2 separate regions of the Mus musculus genome follow, and region 1 is linked to region 2. A link is a loop called in an ENCODE intact Hi-C map of the cell type or tissue named here. Cell type or tissue: gastrocnemius. All regions are shown on one strand. Each heading gives the region's core, and the rest is flanking DNA. Links, peaks and the distances in the headings are about the cores only. Region 1 has its middle 37 kb from the start of Cdkn3. Region 2 has its middle 230 kb from the start of Gm34499.

Region 1 (5,380 bases), core at 85-5,084, 730 kb before region 2:
GGTGCCTCCCCATGTGTGTAGCCTTCCCCCTGACCACTCTCGTCTTGGGTGCCTCCCCATTTCAAATGTCAAACCTTCTATTATAATAAAAGAGAAAGATCTTTTCTTCCAAAATAAGTTTTTTTTTCTTTCTGATGTGAAAAATCTGTTTGTGGCTGTATCATTGCAGTTGAAGTAGCTGGAACCCTTTTCATTGGGGCATTCTACACTGTGTCAGAACCTGTGTCCTCTATGAGCTGGCACTAAACCAACCAACCAATAGGGGGCGCTGCAGGCCCCTTGCAGTCCAGACAGAACAAACTTGAGGACACAAAAGTGATATGATATTTCAAAGGCCACCACAGCAGGCTAGCGTTAGGAAAAGCGAATCCAGTAATATATTTATTTAATTCCTTTTCCTGCAATGTTGGGACATGGGCCACATGCTACACAGTGCTTACTACTGAGATATATCTCAGCATGGTTTCTTCTCCCTCCCCTCCCTTCCTCTCCTGTCCCATGCCCACCATCACCCCCTGTACCCTCATCTGCATTTTTAGCACCCCCAGGCTAGCAACATATCAAGACTCTGAAATTGCAATCTTCCTGTGTCAGCCTTTTAAGTGGTGAGATCATGCATGTGACACATTCACAGTATTGCCCCCTCCCTCCAGTTTTGAGAATGAAACCCAGGGTCTCACTGAACCACACTTATTTTTTTAGCATTGTATTAACAAGCTTCTACATAACAGTCGCCTTTTCTTTTAAACTGTGTGAAAGCCCTCTCTAGGCTGAAGTTGAAATGCAGTCTACAAACAGCCCAGCCTCACAAGAGCACAAAATCCAAAGAAAGAAGAAACCAGTGGGCCATAGTCTCTCACTTTGCTTTCCAGACTTTCATTGAGTTGAAAAAGCCAGCATGAGGCAGGTCCCCTTCCTTGGCTTGCTCTGCTATGGAGTTCAACACTGGAAGGCCTGAATGGTGAAGCCGGCAAGGAGCAGTCAAATGGATGGGAATGCCAGCAACCGGGTGAATTATTACTTCATTCCTGGCTGACGAGGCAGGAGGTAAGATGAGAAGTGAGTGAAAAAGCCTGTGGGCTCCCACGTGGACTGAGGGAACCAAAGCCAACACGGAGAGGACAGGTCAGAGTTGAAAGCTACATAAGGGTGGAGCTGGGCAGCATTCTGTCTAGTGAATAGGTTTGGGTTTGTAATGGCTATCAGTCAGAGGTTGCATAAAGACAGGGTGGACTTCATCTACCTCAAGCCCCCAACTCCTGTAGTTCTCAGGGACACTTTCTCATTTTGGTACTTAAGGTGGCCTGGATCTTTTAAAGGAGTGAGCTCCACTACAAACGTCGATGCCACTTTTAGAGGTGCCACGTACCCTCCCTTTCTTTTTCTTTCCCAAATAGATCCCCCTCCCCAGTGCTGGGGGCAAGGGAGCTGTGGTGTGTACCACTTAGATACTTGTTTCTGGTGACTTTTTGTTCTGAAAAAAAAAATCCATCCCTATGAAATTAACAAAACAAAACAAAAAACTTACAGCATATTTTCATGCTTGCACCCATCACCTCACCTCTCTCTGTCTCTCTGCCCAATCTCCCCACATATCATTACTTCTTCAAATACATTCATACTACAGCTGAATGGCTGGTGTCTTGGACTCCACCTGTCTCATGCCCTTACCACAGGGACCAAGAAGGCTTGGTATCACTCTGTTGTTCATTTAGATATCACAGTCTTGCATTTCTAAACTACTTTGTAGTTTGCCAAACATGAGATGACCATCCCACCACATGTTGTCTCCTAACAATCACATTGTAAGCTAGAATACCTGTTTTATTTTCTCTCCTCATTCTCTTCCTCTCTCTCCCGTCTCTCTCCTTTCAGCCTACAGAGGGAGAATATTGCTCAAGACAGAAGATGTTGAATATTGTTTATATTATAATTGCACAAAAAACTTTTAATTTTTCTTCCTTTATATATTTCCCTCCAGGTTCCAGTAACACAGAACTGGCTTGCCACAGTGGAATGTGGCTGACAGTCATTTGTCAGTCATACTGTTAAATCCAGTTCCAGGCTGGGTTTAATAGTAAACTGCAATCTAGACTTTTACCTTTAGAGGGCACTCCTGTTTTAATAATAGCATAGCCGCTGGCCCCAGACAAGAAGCCAGAAACCCTTTTTCTTACTCTGTAGTTAGGAGATCCTGTACCCCTTTACAGACAGACAAGAAACTCATTGTTGCAGATTGCTTGTTCCCTAGTAACAAAGTTATCTTGTAATTTGTAACCTTTGGTTACAGTTCTGTTCAAAGTGGGAAAGCTGAGCTGCTAGAACGAGCTCTCTGGAATCTCTTGCCTTGCCCTTGGTGGCAATGACTTGCACGCTGGGAGCTGCAAGGGGTCATTCAAAAATGGCAGAAGGAAGCAGTCATTCCTTCCCTGAGAGCCTCCATTGAAAATGCATTTCCCACTTCTCCTGCACCTCCCAGGGTCTTAGGGGACCTGCTTTCTTCCTCTGCTTTAACCTCACCCCCTCTCCCTTCCTGTTGGAGACAAGTGAGGAACAGCAAATCTGCCCTGCCCAGCACTGGCTCCCTTCAGCTCCCTTGCACCTTCCTGGGCTGGCTGGCTCCCTTTGGTCCCTTAGTCTTCAGTATCAGAGAAGCCTCTCAGAAGAGCTGGCCTCTTTCTCTCTCTCTCTCTCTTTTTTTCCTTTTCTTTTTTGTCTATCCCATCTGAATAGGTTTCTCCACAGCCAGACATTTTTAATTAACAAAAAAATCAAATTATGGTATAATTTCACATATCATGAAACCCACCATTTGAAAATGTCTAACTTAATTAGCTTATTGACAGTATTGCAAACCATCGCCAACCCTCTGAAGTAACCCCATGGCATTAAGAAGTCACTCGTGGGTGGTAAGACGACCAGTGAAGACAATTGCCAAGGGGCCTGGTGACTTTCTGGGATGCACACAGTAGAAGGAGAGAGCTTGACCTTCTGCAAGCTCTCCTCCCTTCTCCGTGTGTGCACTGGGGCATGCAAGGATCCACTGCCCTCCACCATAGAAACAAGTAGTTGTAAAAGTTGACAGAGAAGCCATTCCCCTCCGCCATTCTTCCTAGTCCATCACGCCCAGAGCTATGTCCTGTTTCTGCGTTTACCTGCTCACCACAATGCATCCTCTCTTCTCTTTAGTTCTTCAGGCCAGAAACAAAGTTTGATATTTTTCTGGAGTGGGCATTTATGTATCACTTTTTCTCTGAATCCATGAGTAACATGTGGAGTTCCCTCACAGCCTGCCTGGCAATAAAATTCGAGGGCCTTGTAACATAAGGAAGTAATCAGCGAGGGACGTGACCACTGGGGAGCTACTGTAGAAGAGACCAGTCTGTAGGTGGGGCCTGAGGTCCCTGCTTCAGTCCACCAAGAGAACATCTTCCCCTCCACTGCACTGCCAGCTCCCTGGGACTCAGGTCTCCCCTAAGATGTTTCTGCTATTTACTTGCAACCCACAGAGGCTAAGTGCAAAGCGTTGTACACGTTTCCAGAAGACTCTTTGAGGGCTGGGTTAGGACGCAGCAGTAAGTAGAAACAGGATTCTCAGAGAAGCCTCACTCCCAGGCATAACGCGAGCCCCACTTGCGTCTCTCCACAGGGTCTGGTAGACCCTCTGATCGTTTCTATGATTGCATCCATTTTTACAGACATCAAATGTAGGGGGTTGGTGGATTTGACTCAGCGGTTTGACTGGGGTGCTGACAGGCCAGCCTTACTCTCAACCGCTGCTCCCGTGCAGCCTCTCAGACTCACTCACACACGAGCACAAAGCCACGATGCAATGTTTACACATGACATCTGCAGCCGCATTATCGCTCCTACTAAAATGGCTCACAATGGCATCATAAACAAAGAAGTATGTTCCTATCCCCACAGCTGCTGTGCACTGGGTAAAGTGTCCACCAGAGGTCCAGATATCCCTGGGTTAGAGACTTGGCCTCTGGGTGGCACTAGTGGGAGGTGATGGGACCTTCAGGAACAAGGGTCTAAGTCTTTAAGCTCTTGGTGGCAATGACTTGCATGCTGGGAGCTGTAAGGAGTCATTCAAAAACAGGGAAGGAAGTAGGCATTCCTTCCCTAAGAGCCTCCATTGAGAATGCAATTCCCACTTCTCCTGCACCTACCCCGGTCCTAGTGGATCTAATTTTGTCCTCTGCTTTAGCCTTTCTCATTGAGAAGTACATCTCTCTTTATTTTTTTTTTCAGATTCCTTTTTTTTGTTGTTGATTTTTTTCATTTCTTTTGTTTTTGATTTTTTAAAAGATTTATTTATTTATTATACATGTAACTACACTGTAGCTATCTTCAGACATTCCAGAAGAGGCCATCAGATCTCATTACGGATGGTTGTGAGCCACCATGTGGTTGCTGGGATTTGAACACAGGACCTTAGGAAGAGCAGTCCGTGTTCTTAGCCACTGAGCCATCTCTCCAGCCCTGAGAAGTATATCTCATTGAGGATGTACTTTTGAAGATAATATAGAACCGTGGTGTCTTAGTTAGGGTTTTACTGCTGTGAACAGACACCATGACCAAGGCAAGTCTTATATAAACAACATTTAATTGGGGCTGGCTTACAGGTTCAGAGGTTCAGTCCATTATCACCACTGGAGGATGGCAGCATCCAGGCAGGCATGGCACAGGCGGAACTGAGAGTTCTATGTCTTCATCCAAAGGCTGCTAGTGAAAGACTGACTTCCAGGCAACTGGGGTGAGAGTCTTAAGCCCACACCCACAGTGACACACCTATTCCAACCAGATCACACCTATACCAACAAGGCCACACCTCCAAATGGTGCCACTCCCTGGTCCAAGAATATACAAACCACCATACCTGGTCAGGTCTCTTAAAGTTATTCTCTCTCTCTCTCTCTCTCTCTCTCTCTCTCTCTCTCTGTATGTGTGTGTCAGAAGACAACCTGCTGGAGTCAGTTTTCTTGTCATATGGGTCCCAGGAGTCAGAGTCAGGTCATCAGGCTTGAGGCCAAGTGTCCTTACCCACAGGAGTCTCTCCCTGGCCAAGCCGACCTCTTCCTGTGTGCTTCTCATTTCCTGATAGAAGCTGCTTGCTTGACCATGGCTCTTGCCACAGTGCGTTGCTCTTCCCAGAGGCCCCAAACAATGAAGTCACTTTATTTTGATGAATAAACCGGCAAAGAAGGGTTTTTTTTTATTTTATTTTTTATTTTGTTATACAGGGGAAGTGACCACCAGGGTGTCCTTGGAAGTGGAGTGACTGGGTGATGTTGGGAAGAACTCCCATCTGATTGTACCTTCATGTTTCTCAAGCAAGTGGGTCTTGGAAGGAGGTCGACCCCAGGAGAATGTA
Region 2 (5,380 bases), core at 88-5,087:
TCTGATTTTAATAGCCACCATTAATATCTATGAAAACACAGTAAATGCATAATTTTCACATCAGGATATGAAACCACAAGAAGTGAATTATTTATATGAACTACATAAAAGAAACTTAGCATTGCCAGAGCTTGCCAGACAAAAGTAGCCCTTGTGATTTCCGTTCATTAACAGATTCACTCAACTTCCACTGCATGCTTTGCACCAAGACAAACGTTTTAATGGTAAGAAACTCATAATGTGCAACTCTTGCCTTATAGACAGGTTGACTCCAGTTGGGAAGATGCACAAATTTGTGCTCATGAGCGCACACACACTTCTATGTACACGTGTGATCAAGAGCCAATAGTGCTCACTGCATACAAAAGTGGCTTAGTTAGTGGCTGAGATGAAGTTGTGATCACTACTATCTTAATAGTGTAAGACGTTGTCATGGAAATTATGGGCATGATTCCAAAAGATGAAGTGATGGACAAAGATCTCATTACTCACAGGTGTATGCATCTAATTGAAAAGAAATTTGTGTTGACACTCTATTACCCTGGATAAATATTTGTATTCCTTGACATCTCTCCTCCTTTGTTTACTCTTTATTCCACACCCATCAGCTGCTTCTTTGCTCATAGTACCTGTTGCTATGATTTCTACATGTTATACCAGACATTGTAAGTAAAAAAGTGAGTCTCAATTTCTGAGACCCAAACAAGATATAGTATATGAATGGTACATTCTAATGTGTAAGTAATATAGCCTCATCCAGATAGAAAAAAAAGGAGATAGATTGATAGGTGATTGATAGATAGATGTAGAGATATAGATAAATATGGATTTTCCATAGAAATTGTATTGAGAGTTGTAAGCCCTGCCTCTTGAGAGTCAAAACAGCCTACTATAGAGCAGTCTGTCTCTGTGAATGAATGACTTAAGCTAGATAGTATCCTGGTATGCATGCTTTGTAAATAACTCTTTAACATGTTTATAAACCTACCACTCTAGCCTTTTATTTTCTGCTCCTAAACTTTAGCATTTCCCTTGTTAATTAGGCTCAGCCCTAAACAACATATTGTGTTATTAAGAAATAATTACATGAAGACAAGTAAATTAAAATCAGGTAGAAATCTCAAGGTGTCCTTGGTATGGTAGTATACACCTGCAGTGCCAGCATGAGTTAGATTAAAGAAGACGAACTCCAAGTTTGAGGCCAGCCTGGGCTACATCATGAGAGCCTGTCTCAATCCTACATCCTACACTCCCCACCCCAAAGCAACTGCAGGATGTTCACAGCATAGTTGAGATTGTTTTTGTTTTTATTCTTCTTGGGTTTTTATGGCTTATTACAGTGCAATAGTACTGTGACATGAATGCCTATGATGTGAGAGAGGTGACTAGGGTGAGGGCTAGACCGTTTGAGATGAGAGTCTTTTTCCAGAGCTCAGAAACTTTCATCTTTATCTCTAAAACATTTTGGCTTTGTTTTTCTTTACAAATCAGTAAAACGTTTTGCCTCTGTGTTAAGCCTTATTCAGGGAAATCAAGCTTGTATCTTCCTTAACAAATTGCCTGCTTTCTGTATCACAAACATAGACAACTGCTTTCATCTATCAACCCAAAATAGAAATAAAATTTACAGCCTGTTGTTCAAATTAGGCCAGCTGTGAATTCCTCTCAGCTCAGGGAGGTTTTATGGCCAACCATTCTTAAGAAATATGTGTTAATTTTACCAATTGAAATTTTATTTATGAAGAAATTCCATGTACTCAGGAGGATGGCATGGATAGGCTGGCTTTGTTGCAAATGAGTAACCCAGATCCTATAAAGATGGAAGAAGGGCCCAAGATGCCCCTTCAGTGAATGAAGCACTGGAATTTATTTTCCCACTGAGGTTAGGGATAGCCAAGACCTCATTCGGGGCCATGCGTCTATAACCTACCAAAAAGCTGGAAGACAGTCACCATTTCTGAGATAAAGCAATGATCTCTATGGTTTAAAAAGATGAAATACATAGCTAAGACTTGAGCGATTAAGCAAAGGCTACAAGAATTCATCTCTCAGCTTTACTCATTTCTGTCACTATTTTATATACACTGAAGCTGACTTCAGTAATGGAAGGCATCCACTTCCTTTATGTATGTGAATTATGTTTCTGGGGCTCTCAGCATGAGAGTGGTACAGAATTCTTGATAGGCTGAAGAGAGGGGCCACAGATTTTATAAGTGCCTTGTGCTTTTCCTCTCAGAACCTGCTTTTCACATTTCATTTCTTTCCCTGTCTTCCTCATCATTCTTTTTGTGGTCAGTCGGGTTGCCACCCAAACCCACAGTGACACCTGCTGGCTAATCAAATATGGCCCGACTTGCTGCAATCAAAGCAACCCAGGGAGTGTGTTAAACTAGCATTAACTACTACAAGATTCTTTCAAACTCAGGAAGGTGAGAAAAGCCTGAATGACTATGGTTAAGGGTTGTTTTGGAAAATCTTCCCGAGGCAGTAAACATGTAAAATGTAAAAACTGTGGGTTTCTTTCTTTTCTTTTCTTTCTTTCTTTTTTTTTCCCCCCTTTGAGAGTTTTAAGTACAACCTGGACCATGAACCAATTATTTAATTGTGAGATAGAAGTTATGCAAATAATTCATGGCAAGTCACTCTTTGTAATGTTTGCATCAGTCACATTTTTATTGCATATGGTAGCACGTAACCATCACGAAACAAAGTTCCCCAAAGAACAGAATACGCACATGGACGGTTCTTTTTTCTCTCTGACACAAAGGGTTAAGTTGTTAGACTAACACAGTCCTTCTTAGGATTCTTCACAACTTTCCCAACCTTTGAGGAAGTTTCTTTACTAAAAAATATTGATATTTGCTCAATTGTAGGGATTTTATACATGAGTAATTTTGGTGGGGTACCTTTTTGTGGATGTTTGCTTTATTTCAAGCAAATCCATTTCTGACTTGAAAGGACAAATTCTGTTTTGTTTTGTTTTGTTTTGTTTTAAAGACAACAGGGATTTTTTTTTTAATGTGGGGACATTTCTTAAAATATTGACATTTTTCATTCAAAGGTTAAACTCGAGGAAAAGCTTCTCCATACACGGGCTCATAGTTGAAACAAGAGGTTGTCCCCAAAGGCTTGTAGCAGCCGATGTGTACTGGACAGAATTCTTGGCCCTCTTCATCCTCGCTGTGTGTTCTCAAAGCCAGAACTTCATTTAAGCATGACCTTAGAAGATGAGTGATCCTCTCAGCATTTCCTGGTATTTGGGGAAAGGAATGTTTTTATTTGACTGCAGATGTCACTGGGTTTACAGGAAGGATTTGGTAACACATTCATGCCAATACTGCACTTACCCCGGATTTTTGCTCTGTAGGAAGAACACATGTCAAGGCTCACTGTTTGTTAAATGGGGAGGTTCAGTACACCAGAAGCGTCTATTATAAACATTGTGACTCCGTGCAATTTACAAAATGTTCTATCTCCATTAAACAATAAACCCTTGACCCCAGAGCTCAGTTTGGGGATTCTGTGATTCGAGAAGGTACACATAATGGATGGCGATAATAAATGAAGAGGTCAGAAGGTTAAGAAAAACTGTTTAATTATTTCTCTCTCTCGAGTGTGTGGGCTGCAGATGAAGGTGTGTTTCGTCTGCGGTCCTCCTGGAGAAACCCTGTACGGACGGGACCCACCCAGGCAGGCCAGGCCAGGCAGGGCAGGAAAGCAGGTTGCTGGCCCTCAGCTGTGTTTGTGAACTCGTCGTCTCTAGATACCCTTCCATCTCTGAAGCTTTGCAGCTTCTGCCAGGAGTCCCAGTGCCAGGCCCTGGGTTCATCATCTGTTTTCCGAAGAGTTTGGATTTGTTAGCATGAGAAATTCATTGCTCACAGTTGCTTCCCAGCTGTGGCACTGGTGAGTGCAGCCTTTTTGCCTTATTTATTTGTTGAAAACTATGTTCTGTCCTCTCTTGGAAGTTCTCTTATGTAACCAGTCCTGGATGCAAGCCCTCGGGCACTCAGTCTCAGGCCCTCAGCTTGCTTGTCAGTGAAAGACCTCCCCCTCGAGCAGACTCCTCACTTGAACTTCACAAGGTCAGGGTGTCCGCCTGAGGGCAGGACGTGGCAGTTCTCAAAAATCTTGCTGTTCTCCAATTCCTGCCGTGGAGAAATAGATGAAGTCTGTAGACTTGGGCTTTGGTTGGAGAACTGGGACTGGGATAGGGGGGGTTCTCAATGTAGCTTGAGAAGCAGGTGAAAGGACCTTCTAGAAGCTGTTCTGCCCAAAATTCCTTCAAGAGTCCAGTGTGTTCAAAGCAGGAGCCAGCAAGGAATGCTTTGTCGGTCTCCCTCCATCCAGGGTTTGAAGGTTAGAGGACACTTCTGTGGTTGCCAAATAAAGGCGAATCCTTTAGTGCTTCCTAGCTTTCAGCCAATCCCAAACACATTTACAGTAAATTGCTGCCTGTTTCGCTCCATCGAGACTTGTGGAAACCGGATCAGAAGCAGCTGGTCAGACAAACTTTGGCTTCTAAAGTCTAGCAGAAATGCATTGTGAAGAAAAGGAACCTGGCCTGGCTTTGATTGAGACACTTAAGGTTTCCACCCCACCTCCCCGATAATCTGGGAAAACAAAACAAAACAACAACAATGACAGCAATAGTAAACAAACCCAAAGCTAAAACTATAATGAAATAATGACAGCAATTTATTCACTTGTGGTCTTAAAGTGGAAGAAGGTACAGTTACCTTCACATTCCACAAGGGAAGAGAAAACTTACCTTTCCTGGATGTGTATGAGAACTGGGGATTTGAGTAAGAAAGTTCTGGATCCCAGTGTTAGTCTACCACTGGGTAGTCTGGGTGAAGTGAACATATCTAATCCCCGGCTTTCTAGTCTGTGAAAGGACAATTATGAGGACTTCGACGTGAGAGAGACTGTTATAAAGAAGAAATGCACCGTGTTCCTAAAATGTTCAAAATGAGCCGTTGCTGGGTGAGAGTTCTTCAGTCAGGCTTCAACTGGAAACAGAAAGTCTGAGTTTGAAGCCACCCTTGATGGTTAGACTCGTGTGACTTCAAAGGCTCTTCCTTCCCTGTGGTTCAAAAATCTACTCTTGGGTAGTACTGAGGTGAATGGAAGAGGAAGTGGATGCTTGGCTCTTCCGATCTGTGTGAGGTTAAAGTGAAATATCCGTCACAACAGAAAAGGGCTGTGTCCTAGGATTGGATAACTTCATCTTACTCCAACATTCCCAATGAGAGGATTACAAACTGGGTTTTCAGCATTCAGTATGAGACACACGAGTGGGAAGGCATGTGTGTTGAGACAGTGGGTGTAGTCCATCTGGTCCTCAGAAAGAAAAAGCCCAGCTGAGCCACAGGTCAGC

Evidence for each region. Peaks named below come from ENCODE experiments on the same cell type or tissue, not always from the same donor. Only the 100,000 strongest peaks of a DNase experiment are listed, where the experiment ranks them.
Region 1: it touches region 2 in a loop (10-fold over the local background); 26 of 42 quality-filtered maps call a loop at or near these places.

What each region holds. Positions count from the first base shown.
Region 1 is chr14:46,720,826-46,726,205 of GRCm38, reverse strand. No RefSeq gene overlaps it. Among named protein-coding and RNA genes, the nearest start is that of Cdkn3, 37 kb to the left of the region's middle. In gastrocnemius, for the core only: CTCF peaks have their summits at 269 (motif pointing right), 2,110 (motif pointing right) and 3,976 (motif pointing right); DNase peaks (open chromatin) are centred at 264 and 3,970.
Region 2 is chr14:45,990,807-45,996,186 of GRCm38, reverse strand. No RefSeq gene overlaps it. Among named protein-coding and RNA genes, the nearest start is that of Gm34499, 230 kb to the left of the region's middle. In gastrocnemius, for the core only: a CTCF peak has its summit at 2,327 (motif pointing left); a DNase peak (open chromatin) is centred at 2,324; H3K27ac peaks cover 3,227 bases.